2 separate regions of the Homo sapiens genome follow, and region 2 is linked to region 1. A link is a contact called in ENCODE Hi-C or POLR2A ChIA-PET data. All regions are on one chromosome and are shown on one strand. The core of a region is the stretch at or near the end of the contact, and the rest is flanking DNA. Distances in the headings are between cores, read along the strand shown. Region 1 has its middle 38 kb from the start of LINC01335. Region 2 holds the start of LINC01335 (long intergenic non-protein coding RNA 1335).

Evidence for each region. Hi-C counts contacts between places; a loop is a spot of excess contacts on that map. ChIA-PET counts read pairs that join two places held with the same protein, here RNA polymerase II (POLR2A). Pooled maps may share reads with other maps.
Region 2: a loop to region 1 is called in a map of PC-9, with 6 times the contacts of the local background. The contact joins the promoter of LINC01335 here to the enhancer-like site in region 1. A Hi-C loop is called at or near these places in 3 of 168 maps with a recorded cell type or tissue (PC-9, gastrocnemius medialis and posterior vena cava) and 1 of 50 pooled maps. POLR2A ChIA-PET finds 5 or more read pairs at or near these places in 3 of 52 experiments (BJ, MCF 10A and PC-9).

Annotation. Positions count from the first base shown.
Region 1 is chr5:74,267,424-74,273,695 of GRCh38, reverse strand. No RefSeq gene overlaps it. Among named protein-coding and RNA genes, the nearest start is that of LINC01335, 38 kb to the left of the region's middle. Within about 2 kb of position 1,500, at least 2 of the 41 ENCODE cell types and tissues checked have a DNase peak (open chromatin) inside an H3K27ac peak, as active enhancers do; they include PC-9, where a contact is called at or near this core.
Region 2 is chr5:74,306,883-74,313,149 of GRCh38, reverse strand. LINC01335 (long intergenic non-protein coding RNA 1335) reads left to right here and starts at 4,825. Exons shown (of 3, transcript NR_105009.1): 1 at 4,825-5,029; 2 at 5,936-6,011.

The DNA of each region.
Region 1 (6,272 bases), core at 251-2,750:
TGCTTTACTGAATACTAACTGTGAACAGTTAGGAATTCCTCAATAAATTTTTATTTATCAATTGGATAGTATATAAGATAAATTTCTATTAGCTAGAAAATTGAACTTATATAGAACAACCCAGGTCTCTCAAGCTTGGTGCCAAAGGCCTATCCTCTTTTGTTATTGTGGGACTCAAAGAGAGAGCAAGTGGGAAAGCACTCTGGAAACCACTAGGCTGATGGCCACACAAACAACTTATTTGAAAACATTGCCCTATGAGAACTTCATAAATCAAAGCAGGTCTCCAAAACTAGCCAAGGTCACCGTGAGTCTGTGAGAGACAGTCCCGGTGAGTGGGAGGGAAAGACAAAAGCCGCCGGTGCAAACATACCCTCTAACTCATCCATTGACAATTACTGGGCTCCCAACCCTGGACTTCAAAACATTTGGAAAATGTTCATAAACATGTTCGGAATCCCATGGTGTAAGTAAAACATTTTTATAAGATTATAAAATAAAGAAAACTGGCGTGGGTTTTGTTTGAACAAGTGTGCTGGTGATTTCTTTTCCTAAGGTGAGGGACTCTTACACAAGTCTTGGTAATTGCTCTGAGGGAATTTGCCTCTTAATTTTTGAAAACACGATAAAATGCATGCAAATCTCTAAATCTTGTAGATGACAGCCCCTAAACCTCAGAAATGTGTGGGGAGAATTTGAATGAAAGATGACTCTACTCAGGCTATAGTCTGAGGAACAGAATTTAACAGGAGACAATGGAATTCTTACTTTGATCCTCACTTATGTGGAAACATGAGGATTTTGGAGAGTTTCTTCATATAAAGAACGCCCACAGATTTCTCTGGGAGGTAAGTAGGCCTAACCACTAACAAACTAGCTGTTTCCAGAAGAATGAAGCATACAATGTCATTGGCTAATTTATATTAATTGCCACTGCTAACAGTTAAAAGCCTAAAGGGAAAGAAAGGGTGGGTAACAGACCACCTTCTTGTGGCTAGATACAGTGGAAGTTGTACATAATTTCCCCCTCCCCTGTTTTTGAGGAATTTCCTAAAGCCGCTGGAAACCCCATCTCTGGTGGGATTTGAGGATGGGTTGGAGAAGACAGAAGGGAATTCTTACTTGAGGAAGTTGTGGCTGGCAGATTCTCATTTTCCTTCCCTGGCCTTTGCTTACCAGTTTCAAAGGCATGCTTTTTTAGTTAGGGCATCAGCTGGGGTAAATAGTTTTGAAAACGAGAAGTTGAAGCCCCTCTCAGGGGAGAGGATTGGTATTTTTTCTTCCAGGAAAAGAGTACAGTAAGAGGAGATGTATTTATGCAGTAAGCAGTGACTCTTTGAGAAGTCAAAGAGTGGAGCTGGTCTCCATGTTCCCAGTTAATGACCAAGCAAGGGGAGGAGCAACAAGATCAAAGTTGCTTTAGGGCAAAATTGCTAACATTCCTGAAATAGCCCCAGATTCCTCACATCCCAATAAGCAAGAATCAAGTTCACTCATTTGTGAAGAGGACCCAGTGCAGCCCTCAGTTCTTTTGTTACCTTGACTTTCAGCTCATTGTCCTGGCTGACCTCCTCTTAAACCAAAGAGTAATGACTGCTGATTTGACTATTGTTCTTTGTGCATAAAGATGTCAGGGGTCAAGATCTGTACCTACACAGAATCCAACCCTCAAGAAAAAAACTAGAAGAAGGCTCCATTCATGCGGTTAAATATTTAGACACGTAAAGACAGCCTACATGTAAAAGTAACCTGAAGGAAAAAGTTAAAGGAAATGACACTTATAATTGCTCCATTAAGATTTTGAGGAGTTCCAGAGGTAGCAACACACACACACACACACACACACACACACACACACACACACACACACACACACAGAATCTAAAAACCTAGAACCTTTTCAGGTGGCCGGATATACACATAACAATAATATTAGGTTGGTGCAAAAGTAATTGCGGTCTTTGCCATTAAAGTAATGGCAAACTGCAATTACTATTGCACCAGCTTAATATGTACCAGTTTGGGTCTGAAGTCCTTTTTCTATTCCATCAAAAATCATAACATCCTTTTAAGAGTCCATGATAAGGTTGATAAAAGAGTTCTAGTTTATGTGTTCTAAGTTTCAAGTAAAGGAGAGAAAGAACCAAGATATTCAGTCACTCAAAATATTAAAAAGGAAATTATTTATAGAGAAATGTTAGCTTTTAAAAAATGGCAAACCAAGTATTAGGAAGATATCATAATTACAGTGGAAAATAATTGTTATATGTCTTTGTATAGATACATATTTTCACTTCCCTTTGGTGAATACCTAGAAATAGGATTTCTGAGTTACACGTACATGTATATTTAACATTATAATAAACTGTCAAATTGTTTTCCAAAGTAGCACTATCATTTTGCATTCCTAACAGTGATATATGACAATTCTAGTTGCCCTACATCCTCCACAACATTTGGTCTTGTTAGTCTTTAGTGTTAGCCATTCTAGTGGATGTGTAGTAGTAGCTTACCATAGTTTCAATTTGCATTATTTTAATGACTAATGATATTGAGCATCTTTGCATGCACTCTTTTGCTGTTCCTAGGTCTTATTTGGGATTAATGTCCAACTTACTATTTATTTTATTTTATTGCGTTGTTTGTTGTCTTATTATTTAGTTCTAAGAGTTTTTTTTATCAGATACATGGTTTACAAATATTTTCCGACAGTCTGTAGCTTGCCTTTTCATTTTCTCTAGTGTCTTAGAGTAAAAGTTTTTATTTTGATAAAGTACAATTATTGATTAGTTCTTTTATGGTTTCTGCTTTTTATGTCTTAAGAATTATTCCCCTAACCCAAGGCTGCAAAGACATTCTCCTATGTTTTCTTCTTATAATCCATTTCAAGTTAATTTTTGTATATGATAAGGTAAGAATGGAGGGTTTTTATTTTTCTCTTGTGTAAGTCTATTCAATTTTTTCAGCAACACTTGTTGCAAAGATGGTGCTTTGTTCATTGAGTTACTTTGGCACCTTTGTCAAATTCAATCCAAATCCCATCAGGCACTTTTTCTATTTTATAAATTGGCTAGCTTTTTAAAAATTTATATGGAAATGCAAGGGAACTAGAATAGTCTAAACAATTGTGGGGGGAAAAACCAACAATTTTTGAGGTTTTATTTGACCTGATATTTAGACTTACTTACCTATAATAAACTACATGGTGAGGTATTGGCATAAATCTAAACATATAAAAAATAGAACACAAGGGAATCCAGAATAGAGACACACACATTCATGATTATTTTTATTTTTTAAGTATTTAAAGCAATTTTTATTTCTTATTTTCTGCAGATACAAGTGAAATCACAATGACATCAATAATCCTGAATTTCTTCTTCACACTCACTCATGAAAAGTCTCCGATTTTCCCACCTTGCTCAGCCACCTTAAGTGCCTTCCTTCAAGATATTTCCTACTGCTTCTAAAGAGGATCTCCCATTGGCTTGGGAGCAGCGTGTGAGTCACACTCCTTCCCTTCAGTCCAAGCCGTGGACTCCCTCTCTTTCTCGCTACACCTTAGCCCGCTGTCCTACCATTGACTCCACAGTGCTGTGGGAGAATGCCCATGTTCATTGCACAGTCTAGCCTTCCTGTCTTCAATGTTGCTGGCAACTTTGGAGGTGTCAGGGGGAGCTAATTTCCACATAACAATGGGGAAACTGTCTTTTGTCTCAACTCAAAGTCTCCAGGCCTAAAAGTAGCACTGTTTTTGTCCAGAGTCTCACAAAGTTTCTAAAAAATTCAACTTCTCTAATTGCTATTCAAACCTAACTTTTTAGTGAACTCGAGACTAGCTTAAGATGTGGAATAGGGAACAGATAACAGTCTCTGCTTCATACAAAATGTCTCTTTATACTTTCTCAGGGATGCGGGCATTAGGCATTAAAAAATCCAAATAAATGTGCAACCACCCCCGACTTTCATCCTCCTCTTTAGCCCCTAAAACAAAACATTCCTTCCATGCTTACCAACTCAAGGCAAATGAATGCTGGAAATGATAGTTGTTATCATTATTAATATTGTTGAGTACTACTTAATAATAGTTATCCCAGCCTACCAGTTATGAATGTTGACTGGCAATTTGCGGGCTTAAATGGAACTCTCAGCTTATCCTTAACAGTCATGAAAACTGAGACAGAATGATTTTTTCTGTGGTCACATAACAAGGATTTGGTTGCTGAATTCAGATACTATGCCCCAGAGGTCACCACTATACAAGCTCAAATAATTTGTTGATTCAGTGTTCTCCCATTTAGTCAAAGGAGAAATCACTTCAGGAAGGCAAGCTTCAGTCTGTCCTGGTATTTAAATAAAGCAAATAATTGGTTCAATCAAAATGGTCACACCGGGGTCCTTAATAGGTCCTACGTTAGAAGAGAAGTGTCCCAAGGTCTCTAGAGAGTATTTCATACTAGTAATTTTGTGGCTTTGAGTTAAGATTTTAGAAACAGACTCTGTCATGAAACACTGGAGAAACTTCTGAAAAGGTATTTCTGGAAAGTCACTGGGTAGGTTAATGAAAATACATCTATTTAGTTTTGTCAGAAGGATCCTGGTGTGTACAGTAGGGGATATGCAATCCATCAAATCAAAACATAATCAAAGGCACAATGTGAAGAAATATAATTATAACTTATGCTTACTCTTGGAGCCCAGACCTTACCCTTCCAACCTCCCACTTCAAATTCAAATAAAAATGAAAGCAAATCTGCCATATTTCAGACAAAGCAGTGTTGGATTTATGAGTGAAAAAGTTGACGGGAGGGTGGGTCTATGGGGAGGACGTAATTGTAGGACTGAAGGACTCCACTGAGTAAACTACCCTCCACCTTATAGAATCCAGACGCAGGCCCTGTTAGCATAAAGGTCTGACTGATTTCCAGAAACGCCGTCATCCATCAGGGGAGAAAAGATTGTTCCATTCATAAGGGCTGGACTACTTGTTGATGACAATTCAATAACATTCCCACATATGTGGAGATAAATGACACTTTTACCCTCTCTCCTCTAATAAACACTGTACTCCTAAAAGAACAAAGCTCTAGGGACTGAATCTCAGGAGTGTACATTCGGCCTGGATTATTATTTCTCTATTCTGGGAAAGACGCTGGGGCTGTGAGGGGTATGATTTTTCACAGTCCAGGAGCCAGGCACAAAACAACGAAGCTCTCAGAAACAAGCTGCAGGGACAAGGGAGAGGAGTTGTGGGCAGTGAGAGAACTCGCCCCCACCATCACACACTAGGGTGATGGAGGAAGATTCACTGGGCTCCACACGGAGCTGTCATCAAAGCTGCCACCATCAGCAGCTTTGGACCTACTGGACCAATCCCAGTAGGTCCCAGCCTTCCACCTAAGGAAGGACAAAATGATTCTGACATCCAAAGACCCATATCCCATGCCATGGAAAGGTAAAGGAGCCATCTGAATGTCCACCCAGGGCCTGGGTAGAGAACATGTCTCAGGTGGAAGACTATGTCCTGTGAACCATGAGAGCTAGGAATCATGAAATCGAGGGTTGAAAAAGCCAGAGAAGGGCCCTGAACACACTAGCTGCAACTCTAATTCCATGGCTAGAGTGTTCAAGCACACAGTCAGACCTTTGGCCAAGCAGTCCGTCAGTGTAGTCAGGCCTGCGATCAGACAGGAGAGACCGAGTCAGCCTCTGGCTAGTTCTGTTACCTCCACAAGTGGAGAAGCCAAAGCTAAAGGCCCCTATAGGCTCTAGACTCCTTCTTGCTTGTCTCTTTCTAAGACTGATTTTTCCAGCTTGCGCTATGCCCTTTTGACTTTCTTTCCCATCAGTAATTTTTATTTGACTGGCCTAGCAGAGATTTCTACAATGACTTTTCCAGAAATGATCAAGATGACATTAGAGAGTCTGTGATCACTAGGAAAATTTTAAAAGAAAGTTTTCTAAGTCAGTCTCTACTCCCTACTCCCTATTCAGCCTCCTGCCCCACACCACATACACACACACACACACAAAAACCCATACAGTGTTTACCAATTAATAAGAAAAGAGAAAACCTTCCTTTTTAAATTTTTTATTTAAACATTTTATCTTATATATATATATAAAAGGCCGTGTCTCACTATGTTGCCTGGCTGGTCTCAAACTCCTGGCCTCAAGCAATCCTCATGCCTCAGCCTCCCCAAGTGCTGGGATTACAGATGTGAGCCTCTGCACCTGGCTGGGAAAATCTTATTGAAGCCAATCCTATTTGT
Region 2 (6,267 bases), core at 3,576-6,075, 36 kb before region 1:
GGGACTACAGGTGCACTCCACCACACCCGGCTAATTTTTTGTAGTTTTAGCAGAGATGGGGTTTTGTAGTGTTGCCCAGGCTTGCCTTGAACTCCTGAGCTCAGGCAACCTGCCTGCCTTGGCTTCCCAAAGTGTTAGGATTACAGGCATGAGCCACCATGCCTGGCCAGATTCAAAGATTTTTTCATAGGCAATTGGTTGAAAGAGTTATTATCTAAGGACCTGGAATGTCTGGTTTATAGAAAGAATGTCTGGGTTACGAAGAGGTTCTGAAGACCAAGGTTTTGTCATGCAGAGGAAGCCTCCAGCAGCAGGCTTCAGAGAGAATAGATTGTAAATATTACTTATCAGGCTTAAGAGTCTGTTCTATCAATCTTAAGGTCTCTGTATTGATGTTAAAGCTGGTCAGCTGTGCTTGAATTCCAACAGGAAGGAAGGTATAATGAGGCATGTCCAGCTCCCTCTTCCCATCATGGCCTGAGCTAGTTTTTAGGTAAAATTTGGAATGCCCCCGGCTGAGAGGATGGGTCCCTTCAGATGGTTGAGGAACTTAGAATTTTAGTTTTGGTTTATATTCACAGGATTGAGAAATGATTATCAGAAGCCCAGAATCTGTGAGCTCCTCTGATGTAGAGAGGCACTGTGGCTGTGTAAAACATCACGATAGGGACCCATGTCCCCAAGTCCTGATTGATTCAGATGGCATCCGGTTTTTTTAGTCCTTACTTGGTTTCACTGCCTAGTAATGTAAGATTTCATAGGTTTGATAAATTCCTATTAGACAGTCATTGATTGCATGAGGCAAATAACTGGGTCAGAGATCTGTTGTGGGTTTTGAGCTCTCCCTGGAGGGTTAATGGGCCTGCCTGTTGAGGACAGGACATTCTTCCACATCCCTTGGCCACAGTCCCCTCACTGTCTTCCTGGCGGACCTCTGCAAGAGCTGTTGGAAGGATTGAACTGACAGACATCAGAGGTTTGCAGAGGCCAAATAGCCTTCTTTCCAACAGTGATTTGGTAATAGGCTTCTGCTCTTTTGTTTCTTGCTCAATTGCTAAAGTTTTGGGTACAGTTCTTGAAGGATTCATAGGTGCCTGAAAAGCCAATACATTCTTCCACATTGCCCTGTGCTTAGTGGTTATGCTTTTCCTCTTTATCAGCAGGAGTTAGAAAACAAGCAGATTTTCCCTCTGAGATTCTCAGTATTGTTCTGGGTTCTATTAAAATGCTGGGTTAGTTTTCAGAGGGATTGCTTCATCCTTTGAGCAATTAGTACCTTTTAAAAATTCTGACATCTTTCAGACCCTGTCCTGCAGACCCCACTAAAGTGCTTTTGTCAGAACAGTTTTAGCAGTCCTAGATCATGTTTTGCCAGCTGCTCCAGCCAGCGGTACAGAGAAAACACTTAAGCATATGGTTCAGATGCTTGCATTTTTATCTGGGTAAAATCTGTGTGAAAAGGCCCCAGAGTTTAAAAAGCCAATCAGTGTATATGATGTCAGAATGCTCACTGTTTGTCTCATTTTCTTAACATCCTGGTGTGATCTTCTAGGTGTGTCTAATTGTTCCAAAGGCACAGCTGTGTGGATTTGATTTCCCTACAAAAAAAAAAAAAAAAAAAAAAAAAAAGCCATATCCTCCAATGTCAGGGAACAGTCTATGACTTCCCTTCTGGTTCTCACCTTGGAATTTCTATGAAGCCCCCAGACTTCAAACTCTTTTGGCGGCAAAGTAGAAAGCATTTTTCCTTCAGCCTTAAAGGCTGACTTTTGATACCTTTGAACTTATCCTGAAGAACAAGGACCATTCAGAATTGATCTCATCACTCGGACTTTTAAGCATGTTCATAGCTCAGCGCTAAAAGGAAAAAAAACGGAGGGAGAAGAAAGGAAATCTTCACTGATCTTTCCTTTGTACATACTTGTGTGACCCTTTCATGCAGGCTTTTGTGGGGGCGTTGCAGCAAAAGATTGTTTTGCCTCAGAGAACAATTCTTTTGAGACACAACAGACTTATTTTCCTGGAGCTGAAATGAGTAGTTCAGCATTGACGTTTAAGGCACCCTCTGAGTCTGATCCTGGGGAAGCGGGAAGCTACTATTTGTAGTTGGAAAAAATATCAACCTCAGATGAAGCAAATCATAGACTCTACTGTTTCCTCAAGTTACTCAAGGTCAATAATGTCAAAGATACTCGCTAAGCAGTGGGCATATTCCTCTAGGTAACGTTCTGACACGATCCATTATTCAAGTCAGGCAACAAAGCTGCCAAAATCCAGAGAGGACAGACATTTGTGATGAACTTTCATCCTGAGAACTACCTTCTTGAATGAGTAGGCTATGGCCTCTCCCCATTACCTCTTTGTCCTCTATGGAAAGGATCAAAGTGTCTGAGACTGGAGTGCCTGCTCTGTGCCTAGATTGGAAAACTAGGCTGGTTTGATTTACCTACAGAAAAAGCCTGTGGCTAGAAACCAACTTTTCCCACAGCTGCCCGGTCCAGCTCCACCTCTCCTTGGGAAGGCGTCTCTCCTTGATTTGGAGATTTCCTGCAACACACTATCCTGACAGGTGACTCAGCTGCCAAACTTCCCTTCCTGGACCAATTGCACTGCTGTTGAAGCACTTATAAAGTATATGACCTAGTCTCAATTATTAGTACTCACAGAAGAGAGCAATGATGTAAAGCAAAAAACAGACCCAGCTAGCAGTCACTTCCCAGAACATGTGCTTTTGAATTGCTATGTTTTCTACTGCCGGGGTATGAGCTTTCCTAACACCAGCATAAATATCACCCACACAGCCATTTCTTATGTTTTTTATTAGATATTGTTTTTGCAGTTGATAGGAGTCAAAGAAGGTCCTTATAAAGCTTTGTCTCAGGGAGTCTGTGTCAGTAATAAGTGACAGGAAACTCAAAAAGGCTTAAGCAGAAAAGGGAATGTATTAATGAAAGGTATTCAGGGCTTCAGAATGATAGATTTGGGGGCTTAGGTTAGTTAATCACAACTGTTATTATCATCATATTTTGACTTGGTCATTTTTTTTTTGTAAGCTTAAAAGTGTCAACTCCATGTGACAGCAAGATAGTTCTTAGTTTCAAATCCAGCAAGCAATAAGAGTGACTCTTTCCCTCACAAACACCTCAGAAGAAAACTCTAAGGTATCTCATTGTCCCTGTTGGGTTAAATGTCCTTTCTAAGCCAGTTATTGAAAAATGTAATAATCATGTTGGGTGGTCTGAATCACATGTCACAATGAGCTTGTGTTATGGTCATCTCCCTGGAACCATGTAGACTGAAAATAGGAGATGAATGGATTTCTAAATGAAGATGGGGACTGTTTCCACAAGAAGTGGAAGTAGAAACTGGGTGTGACTAAGAGTACACATGTTCACTTTAGGCACAGATACAGCTAAGCAACCATACCTTCTCTAATGGTGCCAACTTCATAGCAGGCTATATCTGCCATGACTTAGTAAAAGGGGAAGAGAGGAAGATGTGTAGAGATGAATAAAACAGAATCTTTGCCTTTGAGAATGTTGGGGCCCAGAAAGTGATGCCCCAAAGACTGTTGCTGTGATGTGCTGAGGAGCCCTAGAAGCTGCCTAAGAATGAAGGTTCCTCTACCTTTGTCTTGTCTCTTAAGCACAAGGAAGGACTCTTCCTGGAATTTCTTTATGTGACCAAGAAAGCTCCTTTCCAAAATAAATGCAATTATCTTAAATGCTTTCCTTAGGGACCTCATCAAATAACCAGGAAAGATTAATCACCTGAGAAGAGAAGAGACTGGGAATCTTCACCCTGCCCAGACAGACTTTTCATCTATTCTCCTGAGAGCAGCTCCAAGAGATTACCTGTGGGACTCAATTTGCATAATAAGATGACCTTTGTTCCTGTGCAGTTCCACCCCTCACCTTCCCATAATGTCTGCCTCCCACCTCCCAGGTGCATTATTTTTCCCTAATTACTTACTGCTCCTTAAAAGAAATGTCTACACTTCCCATCTCCTTCCTCCCCTATGGAAAAGGGCATATCACTTCTATCATTCTCCTGTGATCCCCTGTGCTATGCACATTACAATAAAATTTTGTGTGCCTTTTCTCCTATTAACCTTTTTGTCAGCTGAGTTTTCAGCAAAACCTCAGAGGGCAAAGGGGTAGTTTCACTTTGGTCCCTACAAGAAACTCCACATTGTAAGTTTTGCTTTGGCTGGAGATTGCAAATTCATGGTTCAAGTGCCAACACATCTTGTCTTGTGCTCATAGCAGACTCACTAATAGGCCTTTCCTGATGAATCTGGATATAGCTTTAGAATTCTTTGCATCACTGCAATCCAGGCAGCTGGTACAAATCAACGGAGATTGGCATATAAGATACTTATTTTTCAACCTGTGTTAGATTGATGTTAGTATGTTGGACCAAGTGAACATTTATTTTCAGTGTGGTTGGGTAAAGTAGGTTGGGTGTGAGCTGGAGGAAGAAGAGAGCTGGTTGGCAACAGACCACAGATCACTAGTCATAAGGTAAAGCCTGGATCTGTATGAGGATAATTGCTAGTTGACTGTATTTCACAATTTGCGGATATCTAGCTTCTTACAAATAGGTCAATGAACATATCACATTCATTTATTTTCAAAACACTTGAATATTTAAATTAATACTAGATGAAAATAACAGTGAGTAATCAAGCCCACATTTTTAAAAACAATTTTATTGAGTAAGATCTGTGTGGGGTAGGGGGAAGAAAATTCTTATTTCACATTACTACAGCATAACTAATCTAGCTGTCTATTCTCTATGTTTAGAAATCATACTCAGTTGGTTTAATGGTAGAGTTAAAGGCCAAATCTGCCATATAGTTAAAGGCCAAATCTGCCGTGAAGCCAGGAGAAAGGATCCAGCATACAAACCATGACAGAATACACACACATTTTGGAGATGCATGCTTTCTCAAAGCTCTGAGGACCATCATGAAGACATATTAACTGAAAGAATACAAAGCGATGTGAATAGTTCCTAACTATTGGAGGTAAACATTTCTAAAATTATTTGGACAAAAAGTTAATACATTGTACAAGTTACTCTTAAATGCTTTGTGAGATACAAAGAGGATAGGCTTGCCCCTTTTAAAAGAAGAGGTAAACAATCAAGTTGGAGAGACAAGATTTACAAATATGAAAACTTAAATAACAATAAAGCACTTAATAGTAGCAAGCAATAATGGAAAAGATGTCAGTAGGCAGTAAGTGGTTAATTACCAAATGTATTATCTGAATACGAATTGTGGAAACTTTTTTGAAAGGAGCGATTAGTTCAACTTAGAGAATGAGGAACATCATTACTAAAGAAGTGAGATCTGACCTTGGTCCCATTTGGGAGTTAGGATTAGGTTAGGAAGGCAGTTTTGGTGGGGAAAGTAGTCTAAGAAAAAGGAAGATGAATGGAAGGATAAAAGTATATTTGGAAGAGAGTAAGGAAATAAGTTTATCTGGAGTTGTTATTTTATGTAGACAAGTTGAGGGAAGGGGAGGTAGTAAAAGTATATTGAGGCCCATTATGGAGGCTCTTGAACTCTGAGCTGAAGGTTTTAGATACAGTCCAGTAAGCAATGAGGAGTCCTGGAAGGCTTCTGATTGGCAGAGTGGCATGGTCTGACAGTGTTTTGGGGAGAGGTAGTTTGACATAGATGTGGGGTATAGAATGGAGGTAACTGATGTTGAAATTGAGGAAACCATTAAGGAGCCTTTTCAGCAATCCTAGGAAAGGTAAAAGAGTCCGATTTAGCTTGTTGTCAGTAGGAATATAACCAGCACTGTGAAATAAGAATCAACAAGGCTTGGTCACTATCTTAGTCTATTTTGTGTTGCTATAGAGGAATACCTGAGGCTGGGTAATTTATAAAGGAAAAGAGTTTATTTAGCTCATTGTTTTGCAGACTATACAAGAAGCATGACACCAAACTGTGGTTGTCTTCTGGTGAAGATCTCAGAAGTTTCCACTCATGGCAAAAGGTGAAGGGGAGCCAGCTCCTGTAAAGATTACATGGCAAGAGGAAGTGAGAGGGAGAGAGGAGGTGCCAGCTCCTTTTTAACAACCAATTCTTGTGGAAACTAATAGAGTGGAAACTCATTCACCACCCCCAACCCCCGCCAACCCCAGGGAAGGCATTAATCTATTCATGAGGGATCCACCCCTATGACTGAAACACCTCTCATTATGCCTCACCTCCTAACACTGCTACACTGGGAATGAAATTTAATCATGAGG